Regions from separate parts of the Homo sapiens genome. Here region 1 is linked to region 2. A link is an interaction called in ENCODE POLR2A ChIA-PET data of the cell type or tissue named here. Cell type or tissue: GM12878. All regions are shown on one strand. Each heading gives the region's core, and the rest is flanking DNA. Links, peaks and the distances in the headings are about the cores only. Region 1 overlaps LMBRD1 (LMBR1 domain containing 1). Region 2 has its middle 140 kb from the start of LMBRD1.

Region 1 (5,383 bases), core at 91-5,090, 140 kb after region 2:
AGCACTAATTTAAGCATGTGCTCAAAACAATACTTAATCTAATAGAAAGTTCATAATTTCATGAAAATACTTTAGAAATTTTTTTATTATATTTTAAGTTCTAGGGTACATGTGCACAATGTGCAGGTTTGTTACATATGTATAAAGATGAAATGTTTTCCCACAAAATCTAAATAAATCAAACATGCTCAATTCTAAACTAAAAAAATCTCCGATTCAAACAATAATTATACCAGGGATAATTATATGACCTCTATACATCAGAATACACACATATACATATATATCATTATCTATTTAAACTTAACAGCTTTCAGAAAGAAAAATATCCTAGAAATTTATAATTATGTACTGTACATTTGGAAGTATACTACACTGTTTTAAAATAAAAAGAATATCCAGAAATTCTGAAAATGTCAAAATCTCTTATCCAAGAAACAAAGCGATATACAGAGCCAAAAGAAATTAAACATTTTTATAGAATTTAATTCTAAAATGACACTTATTTATCAGAGAAAATGACCTCATAATGTTACAATCAACCATTTAATTATCTATGTCTAACAGTATTAAAAGTGTATTTATTCTTGCCCAATAATAAAAAGCAGAGAAAACCCAATGACACCAGTAAAATTAGTCATTTTCTCTAGAAATAATGTTTCAACCCAAAATATAAAATGTGAATTAAGTTTATATTTTGAAAAAATGTAGAATCACTAGTAGGTATCCTATTTACTAGGCTACCTGAAAATATCTCTTACTTGTTTAGAAGCCATCTTCCCAAGAAACCTCATGAACAAAGCTCTCTGGAACCAAACTGCAGAGCTTCAAATCCCAGCTTCAGCACTTACAGGCTATGTTATTTCACCTCTTTGAACCTTGATTTTTCAGCCACAAAAACACAGATACTACTACTTATCTCACAGGATTGTTTAAGAGACCAAAGGAAGTTACTAAATGTAAATCACTTAAAATAGAGTCTGACACATAGCAAATATTTAATAGATGTTATTTACTATCTTTATAACATTACAATGTTTGGCACACACTAAGTGCTCAATTAAAACTTGCTAAATGGTGTACAGAAAAAAAATGTGGTTTTCACAGCAATCAGAGTATATCTAATTTTCATAGTAATCAGAATAAATTTAAACCTAACTACAAAAATATTTTCAAATTATTTACCCCATTTGGACCAGGGATCGTGGCTCATGCCTGCAATCCCAGCACTTTGGGAGGCTGGGCACGTGGATCACTCGAGGCCAGAAGTTTAAGACCAGCCTGGCCAACATGGCAAAACCCCATCTCTACTAAAAATACAAAAAGAACTAGCCAGGCATGGTGGCTGCATGTCTGTATTCCTAGCTACTTGGGAGGCTGAGGGACGAGAATCGCTTGAACCCAGGAGGCGGAGGTTACAGTGAACCAAGATCATGCCACTGTACTCCAGCCTGGGCAACAGAGTGAGCCTCTATCTCAACAAAATAAAAAATATATATATAAAATAAAATAAAAAATAAAATAAAATTATTTACCTAATTTAGCCCAATTCAGGAAGTTATTTTGTAATCATGTATTATTAAGATAAATGAAAAACTATTTCATTCAAATATTTAAGTACTAAAGCTAAATACTGGGGCTACAACAACAGAGACAGTTCCTGAGTCACAGAAGCTTAAGCTAGTAAGAAACTTAAAAGTAATTTGCATAATTTAAAGGAAACTCAGAAACCTTTAGTCCACACCCTTCATTTTTAAAATGAGGAACCTCAAGTCCAGAAAAGTTAAGTGGTTTGGCTAAAGGTCCACAGCTAGACAGTTAAGGGTCAAGACTAGAACTCAGATCTTATAATTCCCAGCCTAATTCACTACACCATACTGACTCAAAGTACTCAATATGAAACGGAGATTAGGATCCTGATCTGCCACTAACAAAAGCCCTTCTCAATTATTTACTTATTGCATTAATGCAAATCAAATAAGCTTCAAGGGAGTTATGAGCAGCAAAAAATATATAACCTATTATGATTACTTAAAGCATTTGCAGGGCGGCTGAATTAATAGTTCTTATGTCAGTTGTAAGTCTGCTTCTGGTCTATCAGGTTAGATGTCACATTCTCAGCTTCTATGTTGTATTTCCATTCTCATTCATTCCCAGATACAAAAATAAAACACAATATGTATCGGACTGCCAAGTGTGCCAGAAATTTGAAAGGAAAAAAAATCTGCAAAGTAAGATTATATTTACCTTAAATGTACCATTTTGATTTTTCATGTAAGAAACCAAAAATATATCCACTGGTAGAAGTGCTGATGTGATAAGTGCAATTGCTAGAGAAAAAATTGCTGTTATGGTGGAGACAACTTCACTTTCCCGCCGACTTTGGTATTTACGAACATATATCCAGCAGAATGCCAAAATAGCCTGAAATAGAACAAAAAGAGATGTTTGTTACTACCCAGTGTATTTTCTCTGATTTTTGTATGTGTTTGAAAGTTTCTAGCAGGAAACCTTATGTGAAGTAAAGGTTATTTTAGTTGTGTAAGGAAAGCCCACTATCCCTTAAAAACTTGTCCAAGATGTATAATTTTCAAAGCCTACTTCATGAATGCAGTACATCACGTATGCATACACACACAATACTATTAATAACAGTGCTCAGCTACATATTTCCTCATTAAACACAGTGCAAACGTTAATGGTTTCACACATCACAGTTATAACTAGCTTTGAATATTTTTTTCCCTGTAGATTTTTCCAACCTAAAAGAGATATGAGTAGAAGCTGTTCTATTCTAGGCTTATTACTGAAGCATTACAAAATATAACTTGGATGAAAATTAACTTCTGTCCTGTTCTGACAGTTCAAGAATAGCATTGAGCTAAAGATTAACTGCCAGTAATCACCATGCAATTATCACATTATACTATAATTTAAATTTTAAAGAGCATTAAACAAAGAAAAGTCAATGCTGAAAATGGATACATGTGCACAGCAAGGAGCTTTCCAGTGAAAAAAGTTCACTCAGAGGTAGAGGTTGACATCTCTAGTCAGCCAAGTACTCTTAATAGTTACCAATGCCATTCTAGTGACTAACACAGAGCATAGGACTTTAATGATTCTCTAACGTTAGGAGGCATCGGAATCACTTGGAGGAACTGTTAAAGCACAGATTGCTAGGCCCCATCCTCTGAGTTTCAGATTCAAGAAGTCTGGAGTGGAGCCAGAAAATCTGCATTTGTAACAGCTTCCCCAGGTGAGGCTACTGCTGGTCCAGGGCTGTATTTTGAGAACTTCTACTCTACTCATAGGGAGTTGCAGACAGAGACTGTGTTATTTCAGCCTTCACTGTGAGTCAGAATCACCTGGGTAACTTTTAAGTACCCTTATAACTTCCCTACATTCCCCAATCAATTCTATCAACGGAGAATAAGGCTCCTCCAGGCATCAGTACTTTAAATGCCTGAGGATTTCAATCTGAGCCAAACTTGAGAACCATTGTTCTAAATAAGAGCTCTGGTAGTTTTAAAAGCCTTGTTTTGACCTTTCACTTTTTCAACAGCGGTTACTTTCTTTCTGAGCATCCTACAATTCCAGGGCCCAAATGAAACTAATAAAACCACCAAACTAGTTTTGCAGCTTCCAAATCCTTCTACCGCAAGCAAGATACAAGAACAATTCCATCATCTCAGAAAATTCCTTTGTCCCTTTGTAGTTAACTCCTCTCTCTGCCCCCAGCCCTTGAGACAGGAATAATGCATGATGTTCACAAGGGCTAAAAAATTCCAGAGAGCAGTTTTCCATGACTAGAGGCTAAGGGCTAATAAGACCCTGAAAAACCAGGGTGTGGACCAAGCTGGTTAAGACCCACTGGACCCAACATGGCAATGGATTTGACCTAGGTTTCACCTAGGACCTCATTATATGCTCATTAACATGCTCAATCACACACCTACCAGCACCATGGCAGTTCCAAGACCACTCATATTTGATGTAAAAATGGGTGGCACCACAATTTCAAGAAGTCTCTACTTTTTTCCAGGAATTTTCATGAATATGTCCCTTGGATAAAGAAACCCATAAAGGTAGAAACTCCAAACCTCACCGTGTGTCTCTCTCTTAAGAATGCCCACACGAGTGTGTACTTTTCCCTTTAATAAATCTCCACACTTACACTATTTTCTGACTTGCCCTTTAATGTCTTCTCATGACAGTGTCAAGAGCCTGAAAACCAGCTGGGGTTGAGATCCCACCAGTGTTTGGGGATCTCCCTCAGCCCACCAGTATCACCCTGACAACCACTATCTGTTTTCTGCCCCTATAGTTTCTGCCTTTTCTAGAATATCATAATGCCTTCATATAGTATGTTGTCTTTTCAGTCTGGCTAGTGTCATTTGGCACAGTGCATTTAAAACCCATCCAAGTTGCTGCATGTCATTGCTTCATACTGCTGGCCTTTCAACTGGTGACAGAATAGCAGGAAAGAATTGACTGAGAAGGGAGTTAAGACTTTGGAACAAACAAACAAAAAGGATCTAGGCTCAAATTCTTGATTTTGGGAAATTTATTTTTCATAAAATGTGACTTTGTATTAATATTTGAATGAGCTTGTTTTTAAAGGAATTCATAAATATTTTTAACATTCCCCAAATTCATTCTGAAGTCTTTGAAAGCTGAGTCTCATCTTTATATCCTCAGCAGTACTTGACACAAAGTGTTCCAATAAATTTTTTATTGGATTTCAAGAATGAAAGAAAACCTGCATTTTGTAGGTATTACTGCAAACAAAGGATTTTGCCAATATCAGGCAGACAAGCTAGGAAACGGCAACCAGGCAGAAGAGTTAAGCCAGAGATTCCCAAACTTTTTGGTCTCAGAATCCCTTTATAATGGTTTTAAAACTGATAACCTTAAAGAGCTTTTTGTTCATGTTATCAATCATTACTACAATATAAAATAAAACCAAGTATCCTCGTCTATAGGAATACTTCTTTCATAACAAGTTATAAGGATTAAATGAGATATAAAGGGTTTACCATAGTGGCTGGCCATAGTAACTGCTTAACAAACAGTAGTAGTTATTAGATAATTTGATAAAAGAAACAAATATATAACTCTGTTAACAATTATAAAGAAAAGTTTCAAATAGTCCCCCCAGCTTCTCCCAAAAGATTCAAAATAAATTGGTCTGAACACTGAGATTTTTAAAACTCCCCAGGTGGTTCTGATGAAAGGTCAAGTTTGCAAACCACTGGGGCAGAAGAAGGAATGAGAAGAGATGAATCTTCATTAAACTAATGAGAATAGATGACATACTGTATGGGATCTTGTTAAACTGCAGATCTGATTCAGTAGGACTGGGGTCACATATTTGGTATTTCTA
Region 2 (5,383 bases), core at 78-5,077:
CTGGGCAACAGAGTGAGACCCTGTCTAAAAAAAGAAAAAAAAGAAAAAAATATATATATAGAAAAAAATTAATAATAAAATTATGTCCAATTTGTAGAATTTTAAAGAATATAGCTAAGTTGCTTAGCAACATTTGAAAGTAAGTCAGAAACAGGTGGTATGACTAGAATTGAACCATTCTAAAGTCATTGATGTTTAAGACAGGGATTGGCAAATGCCAGGCCTTAGGCAAAACCTTACCCATTATCTATTTCCTTTTATTTTTCGACAACAGAAATTTATTCTTTCACAATTCTGAATAAAAAATTTTTTATTCTAGAAATAAAAAAATCAAGGCATTATCAAGGCCATGCTCCCTCTGAAGTTTCTAGGGAATAATCCCTCCTTATGTTGTCTTAGCTTCTGGTGGTTACCAGCAATTCCAGTGTTACATAGCTTATAGCTGCATCACTCCAATTTCTGCCTCAGTCTTCCCATGGCTATCTTTCCTCTGTGTGTCTGTCTGTGTGTTTACATGGCCTTTTTATAAAAAAAAAGCTAATCACTAGATTTAGGACCCAGCCTAATGCAGTGTGACCTCATCTTAAGTTGATTACATCTGCAAAGACTCTACTTCCAAATAAGGCAACATTCACAGGTCCTGAAACTTAGGACATCAACAGATCTTTTTGTACTTGGAGAAGTCCATGGCTTCATACTCCCCCTCCTGGGCCCTCAGCAGTGGAGGACCCACCCTGAGGGCCCTCCTGGCAGCTTATCATCTATTTCTATAAATAATTATTGGAACACTGCTACATCTATTTGTTTATGTAGTGTAGTTGCAAAAAGATCCTATAGCCTGAAAAGCCTAAAATATTTGCTATCTGGCTATTTACAGAACATTATTTTTCCAATCTCTGGTTTAAGAGCAGCATAAATATGTTTATTATATCTAGACTTTAAATCTTCAGAATATTAAGTAAAATAACAGGAACAGAAAATGTAACTCCCAATGAAAAATAAGGAAATAAAAGATGAAAGGATAGAGGGAGGTAATTAGAGTCAGTAATTGCAGAAAGCAGTTTCTCTACCACTATTACCACCACTACTACTGCAACTCCATAATCAGGGCTGGAAGAACACAGAGAAGAGGTTGATGTTATCAAAACATAGGAACTTACGAGTCTTGCAAACCCGAACCTCAAATCCAGTATGAAGTGAGTTGCAAGGAAGAAAAGTGATTTATAGAGTTTCAGCTCTAGGATTTTCAGTGGCTTCAGAACTGGAAAAAAAAAATCATTTAATAACCAGCTCAGATAGATTTAATTGGCTACATAAAGATGCTTTGTATGGCCAAAAAGAACATGCACATAGTCAATAGACAAACAACAGAACTGGAATAAGGACAAAATCATTATATTCATGGCAATCTATACAACTGGAAAAAGAAAACCCAAACCAAAACAGTATTTTTTTTAATGAGGGTATATTTACTGCTACCCTATTTGTAGTTGTGTAACAGTGAAAGAGCAAAAGAGCTAACATAACTAGCTCCATATTTGTTTAAGTGGCCTTTACCCATTCCTGCACATAGGCTAGGATAATTTTAAAGCACTGAGATAAAACTCAAAAACAGCTATCATGTAGTTTTGAAATGAACTCTGGGATTAAAGGGAAGGATATAAACAACTAACTGTGTTTTGTTAAAGATTTACAGGAGCACTGTGACCTGACCAAGGACAAAGAAGTTCCCAGTCTCCACAAACCCTCATTGGCACTCAGTTGTCTGTGGTCCTTGGTTCCTTTTCATCCCAACCCCTGAACTTAGTTTTCTCATATTTTCTCTCCCATAAAAACCCTCCAGCCAGACTGAAAAAAATTTAAGATGGTACTTTAGAACACTATTTCACTATCTTCTCAGTTTTGCTGCCTTTCTGGATAAACCTGCTTTTCCTCCCACCAACACTCATCTCTCGTGTCTGGCTTTTGAGAGGCTATCAGCCAAACCTAGGTTTGGTTACAGTGGCAGAAGGAGAAAGACAGAAAAAAATAACCAAAAACAAATAGAATGCCCGTCAGTATGGGAATGGTTCAGTGAAATATATTTACACAACTATCACATCATGGATACCATATCCACTACATAAAAATGAAATTGGTTTAGGTTCTGGTAATAGAGAAGTAACAGATGTAGGACTGGCCCTCTATCAAGGGCTGCAGAGGCACTTAGCCTTATTCTATTTGCAAGGTAACAAGTTAGCCTGCCACAGTTTCATAGATACTAGCAGAAGAAACAAGACTCTGGGAAACAAAAACAAAAACAAAAACAAAACCAACTTTCTTATTCATGGCACAATAGGCCATTTTCTACTCAAACATCCTAGTAAAGACTTTCTGGGACAATAGCTATCATAAGATGTATAGGAACATCATGGAGAATTATTCTCCAACATCCTCCTGCAAAGAACAATTATAAATTCTAAACAAAATGTAAAAAATTAAACAAAATATTTGAGGGCATTGGAGAGAGATCAAAAGCAGGCAAAATTTTGAAAGAATTCAAGTTTTGAAAAAAAAGATGTGCATTGGATAAGACCCAAGTTTAGACAGACTTTCTCTGAGGGCCCTCTTCAGCCCACTTTAGCACAGCCACTGGAACTCAAGAAGAAAACATCTTGGTTTAAGTTGCCAAAGGACAGAATTGGGGGCCACCAGAATGGCTAAAAATTGAGAGGGAAAAAAATCTGAAATAAGAAAGTCATTCTTTGGAGGAAGCCCTGAAATTAGTAAGATAAAAAACAACAACAAGAACAACAAAACCTTTTTTTAAGTAATTGGCTGACCTCTGAATTTCACTTCAAAGGGGAGACTGCAAGACAATAAAAAGAAATTAAAGGCATCCAGATTGGAAAAGGAAAAATAAAACTATCTTTGTAGATAAAATCTACAAAAAAACTCTTGGGACAAGTAAGTGGGTTAAATAAGGTTGAACAATTCAAAGTCAACATAAACATCAATTGAATTCCCCTATAGTAGCAACAAACTATCCAAAATTTAAATAAAACCAAGTATCATTTTACAATACCATTAAAAATAGGAAATACTTAGATTCAACATTTAAAATGTCAATTGTAGACCAGGGGCAGTGGCTCGCACCTATAATCTCAGCACTTTCGGAGGCTGAAGTGGGTGGATCACTTGAGGTCAGGAGTTTGAGACCAGCCTGGCCAACATGGCAAAACCTGTATCAACTAAAAAATACAAAAAAATTAGCCAGGTGTGGTGGCGGGCACCTGTAATCCAACCTACTAGGGAAGCTGAGACAGGAGAATTGCTTGAACCCAGGAGGCAGAGGTTGCAGTGAGCCGAGATCATGCCACTGCACTCCAGCCTGGGAAACAGAGCGAGACTCTGTCTCAAATAAAATAAAATAAAGTCAGTTGTCCCCAAATTAATCTACAGATTCAGTGCAATCTTATCAAAATCCCAGTAGAAGTTTTTTGTAGAAATTGACAAGTTGACTCTAAAATATTTATGAAAATACAAAGAAACTAAAACTTTAAAAAATGAGGGTAAGGCTGGGCGTGGATTATAGGCTCACATCTATAATCCCAGCACTTTGGGAGGCCGAGGAGGGTGGATCACTTGAGGTCAGGAGTTCGCTATCAGCTTGGCCAACATGATGAAACCCTGTCTCTACTAAAAATACAAAAATTAGCCAGGTGTGGTGGCGGGCACCTGTAGTCCCAGCTACTCGGAAGGCTGAGGCACAGAATCGCTTGAACCCCAAAGGTGGAGGTTGCAGTGAGCCAAGATCGTGCCACTGCACTCCAGCCTGGGTGACAGAGTGAGACTCCCTCTCAGAAAAAAAAAAAAAAAAAAAAAAAAAAAAAGAGAGAGAGAGAATAAAAGCTGTAGAACTTACAATAATTTACTTTAATAGTGCAAAGTAATCAAAACAGTGTAATATTGGCATAAAGACAGAAAAATAGTTCAATAGAATAGAGTTCTGAAATACAGCCAAGTATTGGACAAGTGATTTCCTGCAGAAGTGCAAAGGCAATTCAGTGAATAAAGGATTGTCTTTTCAACAAATGGTGCTGAAACAATTGACTATATTTATTCAGAATAATAAGCCTCGATGTATAACTTGTACCATATACAAAAATAACTTGAAAGTAAACCTAAACTACTGAAACTTTAAGAAGAAAATTTAGGGGAAATTTTTGAAAAATACTTAGGCAAAGGTTTCTTAGACATGACACATCAAACATAAAAGAATAGATTTATAAATGAGATTTCATCAAAATTAGGAAGTGCTGCTCTTTATAAGTTACAGAGAAGAAAATGAAAAGTGAAGACACAAATGGGGAAAATATTTGCCAATCACGTAAAGAACTTGTACTTAGAATAAATAAAGGACTCTCAAATGGCAAATCAACATATGAAAAGTTGCTCACCATCATTAGTCATTAGCAAAGCTCCCTCTCTCAGAATCTCAGCAGAAGTACAATGATTGGCCAATTCATTCACCACTGGCCCACAAGAATAGACATTCACTGCTGCTGGTAATGGAGGGTCTAAAACAATTTGAATGTTGAAGGGATATAACCTCCTCAGCAAGAAGAGCAAAATCATAATATGCTTGGACCATGTAATCCAAAAAAGCAAGGCAAATTGATTATATAGGACAAGGACTTCCTTTTGAAGAATAAATGAAGACATAAAGAAATTAACAATAAATCTTGATGAGAGTGGCCAAGGTGGGCGACTAGAAGCAGCTAGTGTGCATGGCTCTCACAGAGAGGAATGGAAGAGGCAAGTAAATACATCTGCAACTGAAATATCCAGGTACTCACATTGGGACTAATCAAGGAAACAACTTGACCCATGGAGAATGAAGAAAAGCAAAAAAGGACTACAGGCCATCCAGAAGCAACATGGACCCAGGGGAACCTCCCCTGCCCGGGAAAGTAGTGAGTGAATGTGTGACACCAGAAAACCACGCTTCCCTGATGGAACTTTGCAACCCTCCAGTCAGATCTCCTTGTGAACCTACTCCACTAGGGCCTTCTGTCTGACAGACAGAGCTATGTGGAGTCTCAGCAAAGCAGCCACTCAGGCATGCATGGAGACCCTGGAGCATTAGCTACTTGAGCTTTCTGGCAAAAGTAGCTGCAACTCTGGCAAAGTGGGATGTTAGACCCCCATACATACCCATAGGAAAGAGGCTGAATCCAGGAGGCTGAGCAGTGACAGTCAGCAGGCCCCACTTCCATGGCATCTCACAAGATGAGACTCACTGGCTTGGAATTCCAGCCAGCCACAAGTAGTGGCATTGTACCTCCCTAAGAAGGAGCTCCCAGGGGGAGACCCAGGCTGCCATCTTTGCTGTTTGGGTGCC

Evidence for each region. ChIA-PET counts read pairs that join two places held together with the same protein. Peaks named below come from ENCODE experiments on the same cell type or tissue, not always from the same donor. Only the 100,000 strongest peaks of a DNase experiment are listed, where the experiment ranks them.
Region 1: POLR2A ChIA-PET joins it to region 2 with 7 read pairs; 2 of 35 experiments call an interaction of 5 or more read pairs at or near these places.

The regions. Positions count from the first base shown.
Region 1 is chr6:69,788,049-69,793,431 of GRCh38, forward strand. LMBRD1 (LMBR1 domain containing 1) reads right to left here. Exons shown (of 16, transcript NM_018368.4): 2 at 2,248-2,424. Among named protein-coding and RNA genes, the nearest start is that of LMBRD1, 6.3 kb to the right of the region's middle. In GM12878, for the core only: no CTCF peak of the experiment used is centred there; a DNase peak (open chromatin) is centred at 3,173; H3K4me3 peaks cover 2,460 bases; H3K27ac peaks cover 652 bases.
Region 2 is chr6:69,650,274-69,655,656 of GRCh38, forward strand. No RefSeq gene overlaps it. Among named protein-coding and RNA genes, the nearest start is that of LMBRD1, 140 kb to the right of the region's middle. RefSeq lists an enhancer at 4,812-5,313. In GM12878, for the core only: no CTCF peak of the experiment used is centred there; no DNase peak of the experiment used is centred there.